4 separate regions of the Homo sapiens genome follow, and regions 1, 3 and 4 are each linked to region 2. The links are chromatin contacts, found by Hi-C or POLR2A ChIA-PET in ENCODE. All regions are on one chromosome and are shown on one strand. Each heading gives the region's core, a stretch centred on a gene start or an enhancer-like site at or near the end of the contact. The rest is flanking DNA. Distances are from core to core; before and after follow the strand shown.

Evidence for each region. Hi-C counts contacts between places; a loop is a spot of excess contacts on that map. ChIA-PET counts read pairs that join two places held with the same protein, here RNA polymerase II (POLR2A). Pooled maps may share reads with other maps.
Region 1: a loop to region 2 is called in a pooled map, with 9 times the contacts of the local background. The contact joins the promoter of ALDOA here to the promoter of KCTD13 in region 2. A Hi-C loop is called at or near these places in 4 of 37 single-sample maps with no recorded cell type and 10 of 50 pooled maps. POLR2A ChIA-PET finds 5 or more read pairs at or near these places in 10 of 52 experiments (GM12878, H1, HepG2 and 7 more).
Region 3: a pooled map shows a loop between it and region 2 (7-fold over the local background). The contact joins the promoter of MAPK3 here to the promoter of KCTD13 in region 2. A Hi-C loop is called at or near these places in 6 of 50 pooled maps. POLR2A ChIA-PET finds 5 or more read pairs at or near these places in 3 of 52 experiments (Panc1, activated CD4-positive, alpha-beta T cell and activated naive CD4-positive, alpha-beta T cell).
Region 4: POLR2A ChIA-PET joins it to region 2 with 15 read pairs in A673. The contact joins the promoter of ZG16 here to the promoter of KCTD13 in region 2. A Hi-C loop is called at or near these places in 2 of 50 pooled maps. POLR2A ChIA-PET finds 5 or more read pairs at or near these places in 4 of 52 experiments (A673, HEK293, activated B cell and 1 more).

The regions. Positions count from the first base shown.
Region 1 is chr16:30,064,246-30,067,072 of GRCh38, reverse strand. ALDOA (aldolase, fructose-bisphosphate A) reads right to left here and starts at 1,313. Exons shown (of 10, transcript NM_001243177.4): 1 at 1,146-1,313; 2 at 35-188. The coding sequence starts at 175. It overlaps LOC112694756 (uncharaterized LOC112694756), which reads right to left. Exons shown (of 14, transcript NM_001365304.2): 5 at 2,825-2,827; 6 at 2,568-2,649. RefSeq lists silencers at 996-1,175, 1,216-1,485 and an enhancer at 1,482-2,262.
Region 2 is chr16:29,924,784-29,927,483 of GRCh38, reverse strand. KCTD13 (potassium channel tetramerization domain containing 13) reads left to right here and starts at 1,258. Exons shown (of 6, transcript NM_178863.5): 1 at 1,258-1,694. The coding sequence starts at 1,451. KCTD13-DT (KCTD13 divergent transcript) reads right to left here and starts at 1,261. Exons shown (of 3, transcript XR_001752362.2): 1 at 1-1,261. RefSeq lists a silencer at 1,353-1,592.
Region 3 is chr16:30,121,625-30,124,525 of GRCh38, reverse strand. MAPK3 (mitogen-activated protein kinase 3) reads left to right here and starts at 1,306. Exons shown (of 9, transcript NM_002746.3): 1 at 1,306-1,486; 2 at 2,520-2,702. The coding sequence starts at 1,317. RefSeq lists a silencer at 945-1,314.
Region 4 is chr16:29,776,703-29,779,554 of GRCh38, reverse strand. ZG16 (zymogen granule protein 16) reads right to left here and starts at 1,299. Exons shown (of 4, transcript NM_152338.4): 1 at 1,249-1,299; 2 at 234-295; 3 at 1-50. The coding sequence starts at 288.

The DNA of each region.
Region 1 (2,827 bases), core at 64-2,563, 140 kb before region 2:
GCCCAACTTCCCTTTGCTAGGCCTGCCCCTGTACCTTTCCTAACTCTGTCTGGTGCTGGGTGTTGCCCAGCTGAGGGTGGAGTTGCCCACTGGCAACTGGGGGAAAGGAAAAGGCCATAGCCATGGACAGGTGGGTCATGTTGAAGCTGGACCCTTCTGGCTTGCGCCTTGCCATGGGGTCACCTTGCCTGAAAACAAAACCGAACCGGAGTATTTTAGAATGTAAAGATCGTGAATCAAGCAGAGGGCCCAACACCCTCGTGGGAAAGGGCCCAGATATGGGAAAGGTCTGTGCTTCAAGCCACACAGCAACCCCGGAGCCAGATCTGAGATTAGAACCCAGCTCTTCTGACTGCCACTGGGGTGTTCCTTCCAATCCCCTCAAGATCCCAGGGCTGGCCCGGGCTCCAAGGCTTCAAGGACATCCCAAGGTCAGGCTTTTCCCCACAAGGGAGGGGGCGGGTGGTAGGAAAGGGGCATTAGGAAAAATATAAGAGAGCAAGGAGAAGCCCAGGAAAGGGCGGCGGAACAAGCCCTAGCCCGAGGCGAGGAAAGCGGTAAGCTTTGCCATCGTCACTGTTCCTACGGGGCAAGAACGTGGAGGAGCAAGCGCCTTCCCCTGAAAAATGCTCCCGTCGCTTCGCATGGCTGCAGCTGTTCCGGGCTCAGAATCAAGGTCGCCCGATAAGGAGAGACAGGGAAAGTGTTAAGGGGGCATCAAGCACCGCGGAGGGGTTTCCCTCCTCGCGAAGGGCGCCCCGTTTCCCAGGACAGAAACCAAGCTCCCACTTGCGAGAACCCTGGGGCTGTACATGGGCCGGCCCCCACCCCTCACTGCCTCTTAGGATCCCCGCCAGGGCTAAGGGGCCCTAATCCTTTGCCACAGGGGTCCCTGCAAGAAAAGGGGGAGAATGGTCCTTCATCTCGTCCGGCTTCCTCCCCCGCCATGACTCAGCGCGCGCAGCCGCTGCATTGCGCAGTTAGAGGACCTCAGGCTGGAGGGGCCGGGGAGCCTGTGTGTGCCTGGTAGTGGGGAGACGCTGGCATGGGATGGGGGAGGCCTCCACGCGGACGCCCAACCCGCCACTGCCCCCAAGATCCCTCTCCACGGTCCCTGGTCCCCGCACGTGAAGAGGGGCGCTCACCTGGCACAGGAGAGGGGCGGGTGTGCAGGGTGCGGCGGCAGAGGGCGGCGGGCTGGCGAGTGGATTCAAGGAGAGAACGCGGGACTCGTCACCAGGACCCCTTCTGCGGCGCGTTCCGAGAGGAACGCAGCCGATTTAGCCTCGGAAGGGGCGGCGCAGGAGGCGGGCAGGCGGAAGGCGGCGCCCGGCCTTTTAAAGGCACCACTCCGCCCTCCGCCGAGCTTTTTCCTTTACGAGGAGCGGGCGGCGTCCAATGGCAGGCGACGGACTGGGCTACGGGCCGCCCCCGAGAGGCGCAGCCCAGAGGCCGCGCTAGGAAGGGGCGGGCGCCGAGAACACGATCCCTCCCCACCCCCCTCGGACGTGACTCGGACCACATCCCGCGGGTCGCTAGGGCCCTCCCTTCTGCTCCTTTCCCCCAGCCTGGCGCGCTCTGGGGCGCCGTGACTCAGCCAGAATGTTGGCAATGGGGGAGGGCGGAACGGGGAAGTGGAGGACGCGGATGGAAAAGTCGGAAACGAAGGAAGCTGAGTTTCGCCTCCCAGGCCCAGCGCGCGCGGCCCGGGGCCGCCCCAGCTTCCGGTCTTCGCGGCTGCAGCGCGTGTCACCATAGGGGCCACATCGCGCAGTCGTGCGTTAGCCTGCCTCGCCCGCGGGCTGAATCGGCGCGGAGCCGACACCCTGTCACTGGCCCAGGCGTAAGGGAGGCGGAGGAAAGGGCATCGAGAGGACACGCAGGGAGCGCGAGAAGGCGGCGGAACTAGCGGCGCGCGGAGGCGAGACCTCCCCATCCGAGTTCCAGGCTGGCAGGCCGGGCTGGGTCGCGCATGCGTGCGCGCTCTCCGCCGGGCCGCCGCAGCCAGGCTGGTAGTCCTCTGCGCCACAGAAAACCAGAATGCGCGGCTATGCACCGGCCGCTGCTCGGCCTCTGGCATGCGGGGTCACAGTTCCTGCCAAACGTCTTCCTTGAGCCTGACTTCCTTCTCCAAAAGAAAATCCGTCCCCGAACTGATCTGCCTCCCAGATGCTGAGCCCCCTGCTCCTATCGTCCAAATCTCCCCTCCTCACCTGGACCCCATCTGGACCCTGTTGGCCCAACCCCAACCCCATCCCCACCCCGGCCCGGTCCTGCAAGGGGCCCACCTGCGGCGAGGCCGAAGGAGCCGGCAGAGCCTGGTCAGCAGCGAGTGAGCTAGGGGTTCCCGGGCTGGTTATAAGGCAGCTCCTGCCCGCCCCACATGTGTCCCCGATCTTCTCTAATGACCCCTGCCCTTTTCCCGCCACGGATCCTCTGGCAGGGACCTATATTTAGGGAAACCTGAAGCCCCTGACATTCACACTATCGTGGGGCCCGGCATGGGGGAAGGGGGAGGAAGACTTGGGTCGGCCCTATTGATGGGGAGGGAGCCCCTGCCCACTCACCGGTGCTTCAGAGGAAATTCTTCCTTGGAAATCCAGACGGAGGCCCTTGGTTGTCAAGAGAAATAAATCTTTGGCCAGGGACCTGTGGGAAGGAAAGGGGTGAGGGGACTCGGATCACGTGGCCTCCCTGCCACCCTCCCTGGCTCCTTCTCTAATCTCCCTCCTCCCTTGACTCCCTGCGGTGATGGTGGCTGTTCTGATTCTCTGGAGCCCTGGTTTTTTTTAAGAAGGAGAGTAGATACTGGCACTACACTCACCTC
Region 2 (2,700 bases), core at 9-2,508:
TCAAGGCTTCTGGAGTGAGGGTGCAAACCAGCTCCCAGCTGGCAGCAGTTGCTTTTCTCTTTTACACCGCCACACTCGAAATCAGAAAATTGGCAACCCCTTTGGTAGAACATGAGCTCCCGGTCACTACAGGCCCATTTATACCCAGTAACAGGCCCAGGTCACACATTTACACTCCGACCTTCCTCCTGCGTGTGCATCCCTTACACCAACCACGCCCAGAGAAAAGTCACTCGTCTAGCATCTCCCAGGGACCTGCTGGCAGGGCTGAAGATAGAACTCTGACTCTGTGTTTTCCCTCCAGCAACCCCCCTTGCTAGACATTAAGACAGATTGTTAAATCCCTGATGTATCGGCTTCTAAACTGGATGCAGATCGGGTCAGATAAAAACACTTCTCAGTGCACCTTCTTGTCAACAGTGGGTTCCTATCTATTCTTCTTTCTTTTGGGATTGGGTGCTAGGTCCCACGACATTAGCTGGGATTCTAAGACCTTTGCTCAGCTGCTGCGGCCACCACTGACACGCCCTCTGCTCCTCAAATACGGAGAACAGTTCAGTGTTCCTGCCTGAGGATCTCTGCATTTGCCTTCCCTCTGCCTGGAACTCTTCCCTCACATCCGCTTCCCAGCTTCAGCTCGGCATCACCTCCTCAGAGAGGCCTTCCATCCTTGGTGCCCGGGCACCACTGCTACCCGTTTTGGCCTCTGTTTTTTTTTTTTTTTTCAAAGGACGTTATGTTGCCCAGGCTAGAGTGCAACGGTCCGATCACGGATTACTGCAGCTTCCAACTCCTGGCTTCAAGCGCTCCTTCTGCCTCGGCCTCCCGAGTAGCTAGGCTTACAGGCTGGGGTTACAGGTGTGAGCCACAGCGCCCGGCCGCTTTGGCCTCCTTTAAGAGCTTCCCTCCGCGCTTTGTTCGCAGTTCTGGTCACAGTCTGTTCAGTGCGCGGGGCTGGGAGGCGGGAAACTGCCCAATGCCCAGACCTCTCTGTCTGTTTCCCCTCAAGCTCGTGAAGCTCTCTGACAGCAGAGACCCAATCACGAGGTGGAGACTTCGCTTTCCACATCGGGCAGGGGGTCGGCCGCATCCTCGATCTGGTCCTGGTGACTCGAGACCAGAGAGGAGCGCACGTCGACCCGCCCGGGGAACCCGCAGGCCACACGCCAAACCTCTACGGGATCCCCCAGCGAGGCCACTGCGCATGCTCCATACTCGCAGCCCCGCCCCCATTCAGGGGCGGGGCCGCGCCTGCGCAGCTGCCCGGCGCCGGCTTCCGGGTGGTGCGAGCGAGATGGGGCGGAGGGCCGGTCTTGCAGAGTAGCTGCGGTGAGTGGGCGTGTGCGCCGAGCGGTCTGGCCCAAGGGCTGGGGGCCGGCCGAGGGTCTTCGGGAGCAGGCCGCAGGGCGCGGAGAGATCCTGGGATCGCCGTCCGCCGCTGCTACCCGGCATGTCGGCGGAGGCCTCGGGCCCGGCTGCCGCCGCGGCCCCGTCCCTGGAAGCCCCCAAGCCCTCGGGTCTCGAGCCTGGCCCCGCCGCCTACGGTCTCAAGCCGCTGACCCCGAACAGCAAATACGTGAAGCTGAACGTGGGCGGCTCGTTGCACTACACCACGCTGCGCACCCTCACGGGACAGGACACCATGCTCAAAGCCATGTTCAGCGGCCGCGTGGAGGTGCTGACCGATGCCGGAGGTACGAGCGGCGCCCCTACCGTGCCCCCACCCCAGACCCCCAACTCCCGTTCCCCGCAGTCTCTCACCACCGGGGCTCCTCATGCCCCTTCTCTCTGCCCGCTACTGTCCAGTCAACTCATTCTCAGCTCCCTCCAGCCCCCACATCCCATCTCCTCCCCTTTCTCATTCATAATTTCTCTTCTCCTCCCCCAATCCTTTACCCCCAGCAATAACCAACACTTACGGAACCCCTAACTGCCAGGCGCTGTGGTAAGTGATTGAACGTGTCAGTTCATAATCCTCATGACCACCTCTCCCACCCTTCACCCCTCAGCTCAAGACTTGGGAACTAGCCCTGCTGCCTGCAGTACTACTCCTGGCAGCCTTCCTCAGTTTCTTCCGACTGCCCAGCCTTTTGTTTCCCTCTCTGCTTCAGAACTGCTCACAGCCAGCCAGGAGAGCTGGGAGATCTTGTTTGCCTCTGTGTTCCCCTGACACAGGTCCCTGTACACTCTAGGAATCCACCTGTATACACACATTGCAGAAGGAGGCTGCTTTGGGTTTGCCAGGGACACCAGAGTGGAGGGTGGACAGGTCTCCTTGGCAGGTGAACCTTACCTTCTTGGAGTGTTGCATTCAAGTATGGACCCTTCGTGCCCAAGTGAGACTTTGAAGTTTTGGAGTTTGGGAGTGGGAGAGTCTTAAGGGAGGGGTTAACGAGGACTGTGAGAGCAGGAGAATAAAAATTTGAGAGGCGGAGATCTGCCTTCAAGTATCAAAGGTGAAGAATTCGGCCAGGTGCGGTGGCTCACGCCTTTAATCCCAGCACTTTGGGAGGCCGAGGCGGTGGATCACCTGAGGTCAGGAGTTCGAGACCAGCCTGACCAATATGGCGAAACCCCGTCTCTACTAAAAATACAAAAATTAGCCGGGCGTGGTGGTGTGCGCCTGTAGCCCAGCTACTCGGGAGGCTGAGACAGGAGAATCGCTTGAACCTGGGAGGCGGAGGTTGCAGTGAGCCGAGA
Region 3 (2,901 bases), core at 57-2,556, 200 kb before region 2:
CTCCATGCTGAACTCCATAGTGTTTTCTCTGAGTCACTATATTCTCCCGCAGTTGCAAAATGATCTGGCAAAAGTCCCTCTAGGGTTTTTACTGCTTACTGAGTAACATCCAAACTCCTTGCCAGAATCCAGAGCCTTCCTAATCTGGCCCCAACCTACCTCTCCAGGCTGAAACCTCATCATTTTTTTACTGCAGCCATGCTGGACAAGTTATGCTTCTGCCTTTATGCCTCAGCTCACCCCGATCCTTCTCCTTCATGCCTTTCTTCAGTCCCTACCTTCTGCAACCCTACTTTTTCTCTTCTTCTTTTTGTTTTTTGTTTTTGAGACGGAGTGTTGCTCTGTCGCCCAGGCTGGAGTGAAGTGGTGCAATCTCAGCTCACTGCAACCTCCTCCTCTCGGGTTCAAGCGATTCTCCTGCCTCAGTCTCCCAAGTAGCTTGGATTACAGGCACGTGCCACCATGCCCAGCTAATTTTTGTATTTTTAGTAGAGACGGGGTTTCACCATGTTGGTCAGGCTGGTCTCAAACTCAGGTGATCTGCCCACCTCGGCCTCCCAAAGTGCTGGGATTACAGGCGTGAGCCACCGTGCCCAGCCCCCCAATTTTTTTTTTTAATTAGCAGGGCGTGGTGGCGCGCACTCGTAGTCCCAGCTCTTTGGGAGGCTGAGGTGGGAGGATCACTTGACCCCAGGGAGGTTGAGGCTGCAGTGAGCAATTATTGCACCACTACACTCCAGCCTGGACGACAGAGAGAGACCCTGTCTCTATAATAAAATAAAAACAGTCTAGGACTCTGAGAGGCATGGAATTAGAAAGAGTCTCTGTGTCAGAAGACACCATTTTGAGTCTCAGCTGTCACTACTAGTGACCTTACCCAAGTTAGTAAACCTAACTCTCAGATTCTCCATCTGTAAAATTTGATCCATTTATTAGAACATTATTTTTAACCTAGGGTGATCCCGGGCCCAGGTTCTGGTGGGCTGCCGCATACATTGGCTGGGTGGCTCTGGTAGGTCACGCCCTGGCCGCTTCGCCATCGAGGGGAGGGTGAGGACAGTCTCCGAGGCGGCGCTGCCGAACCTCCCGGTGACCTGGAGGCCGCGGAGCCCGCAGGGACCCATGGCCCCCGAACCTGGGGCAAGAAGGGCGGGCGCGCGCGGGGCGGGTCACGTGACAGCTCCAGGCCCACGCGGGGCCGGGGCAAGGGCGGGGCCTGGCGCGCGCGGCCCTGCGGGTGACAGGCAGGCGGGAAGGGGCGGGGCCTCGGGCGGGGCCGCCGTGGGGAGGAGGGCGGTGGGAGGGGAGGAGTGGAGATGGCGGCGGCGGCGGCTCAGGGGGGCGGGGGCGGGGAGCCCCGTAGAACCGAGGGGGTCGGCCCGGGGGTCCCGGGGGAGGTGGAGATGGTGAAGGGGCAGCCGTTCGACGTGGGCCCGCGCTACACGCAGTTGCAGTACATCGGCGAGGGCGCGTACGGCATGGTCAGGTGAGGGGGCGTTCCGGGGGAGGGGGTGCCCTCAGGGGAGGGGGCTTCGCGGGAGAGGAGGAGGAGGCGCCGAGCGCTTTCCGGGACGTGGAGACGCGGAGCGTCCCGAGGAGGCAGGAGACTCGGGATGATCGGGAGCGTCCCAGGGAGGGGGCCCCTGAGTGCTTTCTGGGGGAGGGGGCGCTGCCTACGTCCTCAGGGGAGCAGGCTTGGAGGCTTTGAGTCCACCCTTCTGTAATGATGGGAGGGGCATCCGAGTGCATGTGGGGGCCCGCGGGGACCCTAGTGACACGGGGCGAGGCCCAGAGGATGAGTACTCTCGGGGAGGCGACATCCTTAGTGAAGAGGCAGTGGAGGGCCCGTTTTGGGGGAAAGGGTGTCTTGGATTCCCCCTGTGAGGCAGTGCCAGGGAGCCTGGGGGAGAAGAGCCGAGATCAGGGTGGGGCAGGGCTTTGGCCCCACCACCCCAGGGGCCCAGAGAGAGATGAGGCGGCCAGGAGTGCCACCTGCATGTTTTGGGAGGGGTCTGTGAGTGCCCCCGGCCCCACCGTGTGCTCTGGGCCTCTATCCCTCTGGGACAGCCCCGCTGCCCGGATCCCTCACCCTGGGACCCTCCCCTGCCCTGTCCATTCTCTCCTGCCCCTCCCCTGGCTGCCACCTTCCCAGTATTTGCCCCATGGTGTGTCCCCAGCATCTGCACCCCCGGACCTGTCTTGGGTTAAGGAGCCTTTCCTGGGAATGGGGGCGAAGGGTTCAGGGCCAGTAGAATGGAAGGGGATTGAGGAGAGGGGAAGTCAGTGAGCGGTCAGTCTCTTCCTCTGTTTGTAAAGTCACCGAAGGGCCGCCTGGCTGGTCCCCAGCTTTCTCTCTGGAGATCCCAGGCCTCCACAGCAGGAAGGAACCAGCATTGTTTATGATTTGACCAGAGCCAGCTCCTGCTCTCTCCCCTCCCTGCCAAGGCCTGGGTGGGGCCACCAGGCCCGGACTCCCCCTTTGTAAGGCCACAGCAGCAGCCTCTCTCCGGTCCCCTCAGCTCGGCCTATGACCACGTGCGCAAGACTCGCGTGGCCATCAAGAAGATCAGCCCCTTCGAACATCAGACCTACTGCCAGCGCACGCTCCGGGAGATCCAGATCCTGCTGCGCTTCCGCCATGAGAATGTCATCGGCATCCGAGACATTCTGCGGGCGTCCACCCTGGAAGCCATGAGAGATGTGTATCCTTCACCTTGGCCAGTCGGCTGGTCAGGCACGGCCTCGCAGCTGGGCTGGGGACCCGTTGCTTGGTTTCTGTTTCCATCTTACCCACCACCCTCCAAAACAAACCCAGTAAAATAAACTTTCCTGCAGAGGGGAAGCCACAGTGTAACAGGACTTGGAGACCTCTGATGAACCCAGGCCTGCAGCGGCCCAGGC
Region 4 (2,852 bases), core at 50-2,549, 150 kb after region 2:
TCCACCACCACCTCCATACTCTCCACTATAGGAGGAAGACCTGGCCTGAACTGGAGGGGCAAGCAGGAGTTGGAGGGAGAAATCTTCCAGGAGTTCAGTTTCTCTGCATCACCCCTGTTCCTCCGACAACTCAGCTCCCCACCCCAAGCCAACCTCCAAAAGCCTTGGCCAACAGCAGTGCCCAAGGCTGCCTTCCCAAGTCCCCAATACCAGGCTCCTGGTATCTCACTTACTGGCATTGCCAGAGGCTGAGGCACAGAGAAGGGCTAGGAGAGCGACTGTCAACATTCTGGGGCTGGAGTGGGAAGAAAAGAGCAAATGAAGATTCACCTTCTTCCTTGTTGACTTGATTGACCCAGGCACTCCTGACCTGCAGCTCAGACCAAGCCTTCTTCGTCCTTCAACTTAGACCTAGCAGACCCAGTCTTGAGCTTAGAAAGGACTGTCCATAGCCTGTAGTCCTGTTCCTCTCTGATGCTACCTTCAATGTCCCTGACCCCTCCAGCTCTCCCTGGTCTGGCTGTAGCCAAGCCCTCCTCTTTTTCTCTCAGGCCTGAAGATGAACTCTAACTATCTGGATTAAGCCTTATTCCATCCTGGCACAAAGCAGAAAAGTTTTCTGAAGTCAGCCAAGCCCAGGTACATTTGGGTTGGTATGGCCATAGCCAGGAAACGAGTTTTCTAAGGAGGGAGTAGAGGACCTCTCCCAAGCAAAGAGATGGCTGAGTTTACTGAGCCCAGAGGCTGAGCAAAGAAAGCCTCATCATCTGTGGTGAATTGGCCTGGATTATGGGGCACCTGGAGCATGGTTTAAATCCCTGGCATCCACCTGGTCTCAAGGAAAGAAGCATTTTAGAGTTGCCTCTATGTTACCTGGGGAGCAAAGTTGGTGACAGAAGGAACTGTGCCAGCACCAGTATCCAAGCAGTGCTGGTGGAACTAGGACAGACAGAGAAGTTGCAGAAGGAGTCGGGACCAGCTCAAGATATTAGACCCCAGGTGCCTGGTCTATGTGTCACTATTCTTTTCTCCACTAACACACATCTGGCCATTTCTATTCTCCTGAACATCCCAGGTGTCCCCAGTCCTTCAGCAGAGACCTAGACAGCTTTGCACCTAAGATTACTGCAGACCCAGAAGCGCCAATTAACTCAAGTCTTTCCTGCCATTCCTTCCAGGCATCCTCTTCGCCAGCTCAGATTTGAATTCCCCCCCAACTCAGATTCAGGCATCTCTGTCACCCCTCACCTGACAGTTTCAGATGCAAAGCAGCCCCCTGGAAACTTCCAGATGTTTTATACCAGGTCCAAGCCCTCCTCCTGCCCTTTATTGTGTGAACCTCACCTCCTGAGCAAACATGAGCAACCTCTTCGGATCAGGTGTCAGGCAGGGTCTGGAACACCTTATCCTGCCTCTACCCCATAGTCAACAGATACTACAGCATAGGGTAAGATTCTCTGAGTTCCTGGCTGGGCATGGTGACTCACACCTGTCATTACAATGCTTTGGGAGGCAGAGGCAGATCGCTTGAGGCCAGGAGTTCTAGCTCAGCCTGGGCAAGAGTGTGAGACCCCATCTCTACCAAAACAAAAAACAAAAACAAAAATTAGCCGGGCATGGTGACGAGCACCTGTAGCCTCAACTAATCAGGAGGGAGGTAGGGAAGATCGCCTGAGCCCAGGACGTTGAGGCTGCAGTGAGACAAGATCACGCCACTGCACTCCAGCCTGGGTGACAGGTGGCAAGCTGGAGTCCACTCTGGGCCAAGTGCCGTATACCAGGAGAAACATAGTAAACTTAAGGTCACCACCAGCAGCTCTAGGTGGGCAAAGTAGCTTATCACCTCTAGGCTTAGTAGGTGCTCTCACCTGAAATCTGCCATCTGTCAGGACAAACAGAGCCCTTCCCAGGCATTCGAAATGTGGATTCTCCCAGAAGGGAATATATTCCCAAAATCTTATACTTACGAGTGCTGACTATTTGCCAGACATTTTTTTCTTTCCCTTTTCTAATATTATGAAAAATCCAAACACATATAAAAGTTTAAAGAATTGTACAGTGGCTGGGCCCAGTGGCTCACACCCATAATCCAACACTTTGGGAAGCTGAGGCAGCTGGATCACCTGAGGTCAGGAGTTTGAGACCAGCTTGGCCAACATGGCGAAACCCCATCTGTACTAAAAATACAAAAAGTAGCTGGGTGTGATGGCAGGTGCCTGTGATCCCAGCTAGTCAGGAGACTGAGGCAGGAGAATCACTTGAACCTGAGGGGCAGAGGTTGCAGTGAGCTGAGATCACTCCACTGCACTCTAGCCTGGGCGACAGAGTGAGACTCCATCTCAAAAAAAAAAAAAAAAAAAACAAAAGAATCGTATAGCAAGACTGGGTGCAGTGGCTCATGCCTGTAATCCCGGCACTTTGAGAGGTCAAAGCAGGAGGACTGCTTAAGCTCAGGAGTTCAGGACCAACATGGGCAACATAGGGAGATCTCGTCTCTACAAAAAATAAAACAATTAGCCAGGCATGGTGGTGCACACCTGTGATCCCAGCTAGTCAGGAGGCTGAGGCAAGAGGATCACTTGAGCTGAGGAGGTCAAAGTTGCAGTGAGCCATGATCGAAACATCAAGTCTCAAAAAAAGGAAAAAAAAAAAAAGAATTGTATAGTGGACACTTATATAACCACTGTATAGATTCTACTATGGTTAATATTTTGCTGTAATTGCTTTTTTTTCTTTCTTCTTTTTGGAGACACAGTCTTGCTCTATCCCTCAGGCTGGAGGGCAGTGGCGCGATCTCGGCTCACTATAATCTCTGCTTCCCAGGTTCAAGCGATTCTCCTGCCTCAGCCTCC